2 separate regions of the Homo sapiens genome follow, and region 1 is linked to region 2. A link is an interaction called in ENCODE POLR2A ChIA-PET data of the cell type or tissue named here. Cell type or tissue: PC-9. All regions are shown on one strand. Each heading gives the region's core, and the rest is flanking DNA. Links, peaks and the distances in the headings are about the cores only. Region 1 overlaps AKT3 (AKT serine/threonine kinase 3). Region 2 overlaps AKT3 (AKT serine/threonine kinase 3).

Region 1 (2,923 bases), core at 200-2,699, 56 kb after region 2:
GTATTAACCCTTAATATTTATCTACTTTATAATTTTAAGATACTAATATTTGAGGAGATCTCTTTATTCGAATTACTGGTTTAAGATAATATTATGATATTAACAAGTCTCTTTTTTTCTCCTCACATCTTTTAGACCAGAGCAGACAGGCCAAGTCAGGCTGAGATCCTATTTATGATAAAAATCATAGAACTCTATGTAGTATTGATAAAACACATGAAGATTATATTATACTTAGCTTTTAATTATATTTTGACATTTGCTCATGTTTGATTTAGAACTTTTTTTTTTTTTTTTTTTTTTACTATGTCTTTTGGTCTCATCAAAAAGATTTTAAGATCCTTTTTATTTTGGCAAAAATATATGTAACATGAAATTTACCATTTTAACCATTTTTAACCATTTTTATTTTTATTTTATTTTTAATTTTTTTTGAGTTTGAGTTTTGTTCTTGTTGCCCAGGCTGGAGTGCAATGGCACGGTCTTGGCTCACTGCACCCTCACCTCCTGGGTTCAAGTGATTCTCCTGCCTCAGCCTCCCGAGTTGCTGGGATTACAGGCATGTGCCACCATTCTCCGGGCAATTTTGTATTTTTAGTAGAGATGGGGTCAGGCTGGTCTTGACCTCCTGATCTCAGGTGATCTGCCCACCACAGCCTTCCAGAGTGCTGGGATTACAGGTGTGAGGCACCGCGCCCGGCCACCATTTTTAGATATACAGTTGCTTTCATTTCTTATGTCTCTCTCTTAACACCAAGGTTATTAAGTAAGTATTTAAGAACATACAAGAGATGTTCAGTGTAGCAGAGATTGGCCAAATCCGTTTGCGCGTAATACACCTACTCTGCCCTAGCACCAATCTAGACTGTTTTTTGCAGCTGTCTTGGAGTTAGGTGTGGCCATACGACTGAGTTCTGGCCACTCACATGTGAGCAGAATTAACGCATGCCTCCTCTAGGCTTGGGTCATGAACATCTGTGTTCAGTGTTCTTTCTCTCTTCCCTTCTGATGGCAGTCATGAAACCAAGGAGATGGAAGAGCCTCTAAAAGGGAGGATTCTAGGTCCTTCAGTCACTGCCATTGAAAGGAAACATTGTTTTGACCTTACATGAGCCAGAAACAAAACTTTCATTGTAGTAAAGCACTAAGTTGTCATGATTTACCTCTCTCAGCAGCCAGCATTACCTTCACTGATACACTCAACAGTGATTTGAGTATGTAATTTAGTTTACTCAAAATATACTTCTCATTTCTTAGCAATTGGAATTGGTAGTCAGGAAAACTAAAGTTGAACTGAGGAGTGAGAAATTGGGGTGTGACTCCAGTTGGAGGAAGACTTGGTGTGGAACTCGATGAGATGAATAAAAGATAGAACAATTTGGAATGTTTTGTTAGGGAATTGATACAAAAAACTTAAAGTTAGCAGAGAGTTATGTGAATAAATTAGAGTAATTTTGGGAGTTGTAGGAGTAGGGGGGCATTATGAAATAAGAAAAGTCTCTGAGAGTTGGGATAGGATTTAAACACTATCGGTTTTTTTAAAAAGGAATTTTGCCACATTCCACATGCAGCTTGCAAATGTTTTTGCAATGACTGTCTTGACATATGTGATACTCAGAAAAAGGTGGAATGTTTAAATGAATAGAACTGCATACCTTATATATCTTGTTTGCTGGGAGTTAGATTCATTACTTGAATAATTTCCCTAATGAGTCATTCCCTTAGGGGAATTATCCCTAAGGGAATTATCCCCTTAGGGAATGACTTATCCCATGAAAATAATTGGATTATGGCTTGTTTTGTGCATATATGAAATCCAGTTTGTTGGACTTCTACAACACCTAAATATAGGTGAAATTTACCTTGTGTTTTGGACATGCAAAATATTGGATAGAATATTTAAAAAGAAAAAATTCATCAATTCATTTTGCTAGCATTTACTCTTCATAATTGAAGCTGAGGCTGGGTGCGGTGGCTCATGCCTGTAATCCCAGCACTTTGGGAGGCCGAGGCGGGCAGATCACGAGGTCAGGAGATCGAGACCATCCTGGCTAACACGGTGAAACCCCGTCTCTACTGAAAAAAAAAATACAAAAAAGAAAATTATCCAGGCGTGGTGGTGAGGGCCTGTAATCCCAGCTGTAAGGGTAGCAGCCTCGGGAGGCTGAGGCAGGAGAATCACTTGAATCCAGGAGGCAGAGATCGCAGTGAGCCAAGATCATGCCACTGCACTCCAGCCTTGGCGACAGAGAGAGACTGTCTGAAAAAAAACAAAACAAAACAGTAGATAGGTAAAATGTTTGTGGCTTTAGATAGCTTTTTTTTAAAAAAAACTTTAAAGTGAAGATTTAATAATTATAAATTAAAAATACACTACATGACTCACTTGATGTTTCCAATTTTCATCTCCTATGTAAGTAACGATACAGAGAATGCATACAATCGTTGGCTTGTGGACATCCATGTCCCCAGTTGTGTGTATGTTGGAAATGGTTATAAGACATGGGGATTTTCTTACCTCCTGTTCATAATTGCTTCAGCTACAGATCAGATTCCCTTCTAAACAAATGGTAAGAGACCACCTCAGCTGAGCCTTGGGTGGTGTTTTAGGAGCAATTGCTACTCTACTTGAAAAGGAAAGGTCCTCTGTTTTCTTATGCATAGCATCCAATGTAAAATGAATGTAGCTCTCTTCTTTGACCTTACTCTTATTTGCATACTTTAATGGGTGTAATCATAGAAATGTTGCATATTCAGCATAACTGGATTCTAACTTATAATTTATTTTAAAAATAAAAGTACTGTTAAAAGGAATTTGAGATTCCAGGATTTCTTACAAGTATAATGTACAATGTATGTTTTATGATCGAAATTAGCTGGACTTGAAGTCAAAAGAACTAGTTCAATAACATGTGTCTTAACT
Region 2 (2,923 bases), core at 183-2,682:
AGGTGTTTTCTCACAGTTCTGGAGGCTGGATGTTTGAGATAAGGTGCCAGCATGATGGGGTTCTGGTGAGGGCTCTCTTTCTGGCTTCTTGCTGTGCCTCACATAATGGAGAGTGAGCAAGCTCTTTTGGGTCTCTTCTGATAAGGGCACTACTCTTATGAGGGTGAGGGCCCCACCCTCCTGAACTTCATCTAACTCTAATCTTTTCCCAAAGGCCTCATTTCAAATATCACACTAGGGGGTTAGCGTTTCAACATACGGATTTTGTTACAGTCTTTAGTGGAGACAAGCAGGATTAATTAATTTATGGAAAGCATGCAGCAGTGTGCCTCTAACATAAAAAATGTCTTATTTAACCTGTCATCATCATCATCATTTTGACTTGGCCTAAAATTTCGCATATGGGCTAGTGGAGAAAAATTAGAACTAATTTGGTGATTTTGCTCTTCATTGATGGAAAGTATGTGATAACATTCATTAAGAAGGGCAATGTAGGAAGAAAGAGACAGTTGTAGGCATGCTGTGGAGAGATGCTTCCTTCACTGTATCAGTAGAGAAGAAGATGGTTGTCAACCTCAGGTTTATGGATGAATCCTCAGTATGCTGTAAATAGAAGAAAAGAGATGCTTTAGTGTTCTTTATATCTATGTGGCCTTTAAAATGCAGTCCTTTAATTTGTTTTTATTCAAATCTTTATTTTTTATTTTCTTTTCTCTGATTTAATTGATAGATCGGGTTTTTCAGTGAGCCTGGGAAAGCAGAAGTACCATTTTTATGTCTATAAATAATACTAAATTTATTTTGCTGGATTTTGTAAAGTTCTGTATTAAACATTATGGATCTTAAATATATTTTGGTATTTTAAAATTAGAGTATAATCAGTTTCTGTTCTCTAGCCTTTGGATTTAGACTTTTTCTTCTCTAAGTTAATGAGTCCAGGACTGATTTTGTTAGCCTTTCTGGAGCTGTTAAGAATTCCTATTCTTTCGTTTTTGGTAGTCATTGTCTCCACATTTGCTTTATGGAGTCCTCTTTGGTGGATCCCACAGGTGGGGAGGAGACACAGGATTCATAAGATGGCCGGTGGGTGAGTGACTTAGAATTTGGGTTAGAACTGGCCGGGCGCAGTGGCTCATGCCCGTAATCCCAGCCCTTTGGGAGGCCGAGGTGGGCAGATCACAAGGTCAGGAGATTGAGACCATCCTGGCTAATAAGGTAAAACCCCATCTCTACTAAAAATACAAAAAATTAGCTGGGCGTGGTGGCAGGTGCCTGTAGTCCCAGCTACTTGGGTGGCTGAGGCAGGAGCATGGTGTGAACCCAGGAGGCAGAGCTTGCAGTGAGCCGAGATTGAGCCATTGCATTCCAGCCCAGGAGACAGTGTGAGACTCTGTCTCAAAACAAACAAACAAACAAACAAATAATAGGAACAAGGACGGGTGCGGTAGCTCACGCCTGTAATGCCAACACTCTGGGAATTTGAGGCAGGAGGATTGCTTGAGTTCAGAAGTGTGAGACCATACTGGGGAACATGACGAAACCTCGTCTTTACAAAAAATACAAAAATTAGCTAGGCGTGGTGGCACACACCTGTAGTCCTAGCTACTCAGGTGGCTGAGGTGGGAGGATCCATTGAGCCTGGGAGGTCGAGGCTGCAGAAAGCCATATTTGCACCAATGCATTCCAGCCTGGGTGACAGAGCAAGACCCTGTCTCAATAATAATAATAATTGGAATACAATGTGAAATTTGGACATTACATTGTCTTGGTGAAATCTGTAAATACAATGTAATGGTTTTGAGTTTTTTCCTTATGTGAATTTTATTAATAATTTATATGGCAGAGCTATCATGCCATCTGTATGTACTAGGATGTTACCAAAATACATGCAGTTGACAGTTTGGGAAAGCATAGAGCAAATAGTATATCCTAAGTAGATCTTTTCTTTGGCTGTAGTGGTTAAAAAGATATCCTTAAATTGTGGTTTGGGGCTTTTCTTTTTTTTAAACAACAAAAATTTCAACTCTTAATAAATACTATTTTACTTGTGATAAGAAGGCAGGTATGCTTCTGGAACCACAGAAATCAAACTTGAGAGAAAAAATACAAACAATTATAGAGAGACAGTCTCTGATTAACATGAACATAAAATAACCATCAGGTGACAAACCTTTTCACAAGAAAAATGATCTGTGCCCAAGATCAATTTTATAGACATTAACTCAAAGCTGTGATTTTATACACAAAGCAGTATTGTAGCAATGGTATAAACACAGGAAAAATTCTTGTGAAAGGAGTGGAGCCTGCAAATGTGGAACTATGTGGAAAAGGGAAAAGTTTGTAGTATGTAGAACTATGGCAGGTGTTTATATTTCACAGTGTAAAAAATAAACTTAAATTGATATACTGGTTTACTAATGAATTTATGAATTTTCAATGAATTTATGTAGAGCTTATTCTGTTAGATGGGACTAATAGTAAGAAATACTACAAAGTAGGAAAAGTTTGTCTCTAGGACCCTTTTGTGACCTTTTTTTTCTTGCTCTTTCACACTCCTCATGTAATGGTCACCATCCATAGATCCTTCTCTGTTCACTCTGTTCAAAAGAGATCTCCAAGACCTGTAGGCTTTGTTAAGTTATCTTAAAAATGATGAATAAACACACTAGAGTATTGATGGATTGTTTCACATTTAATTGGGACTCTTGAAAGTCCAAACAGAATTTTCTTATGGTAAAATTCAAACATTGACGTCTGTTAGGGGAGATATTTATAGAGAAGAGAACTTTTTGAGTCTGCTCCTTAATTTACAACCTGTTGTCAGTTGGGAAGGAAATTAACATTGTTAAATGCTTATATGCTAGTGTCTGGGTGTCTGTGCTAGGTCATACACAGTATAATTTGATTCTCACAATGAGCTTGT

The links. Peaks named below come from ENCODE experiments on the same cell type or tissue, not always from the same donor. Only the 100,000 strongest peaks of a DNase experiment are listed, where the experiment ranks them.
Region 1: POLR2A ChIA-PET joins it to region 2 with 17 read pairs; 2 of 35 experiments call an interaction of 5 or more read pairs at or near these places.

What each region holds. Positions count from the first base shown.
Region 1 is chr1:243,717,810-243,720,732 of GRCh38, reverse strand. The region is part of intron 2 of AKT3 (AKT serine/threonine kinase 3); the gene reads left to right. Among named protein-coding and RNA genes, the nearest start is that of AKT3-IT1, 75 kb to the left of the region's middle. In PC-9, for the core only: no CTCF peak of the experiment used is centred there; a DNase peak (open chromatin) is centred at 1,662; H3K27ac peaks cover 1,642 bases.
Region 2 is chr1:243,773,673-243,776,595 of GRCh38, reverse strand. The region is part of intron 2 of AKT3 (AKT serine/threonine kinase 3); the gene reads left to right. Among named protein-coding and RNA genes, the nearest start is that of AKT3-IT1, 19 kb to the left of the region's middle. In PC-9, for the core only: no CTCF peak of the experiment used is centred there; no DNase peak of the experiment used is centred there.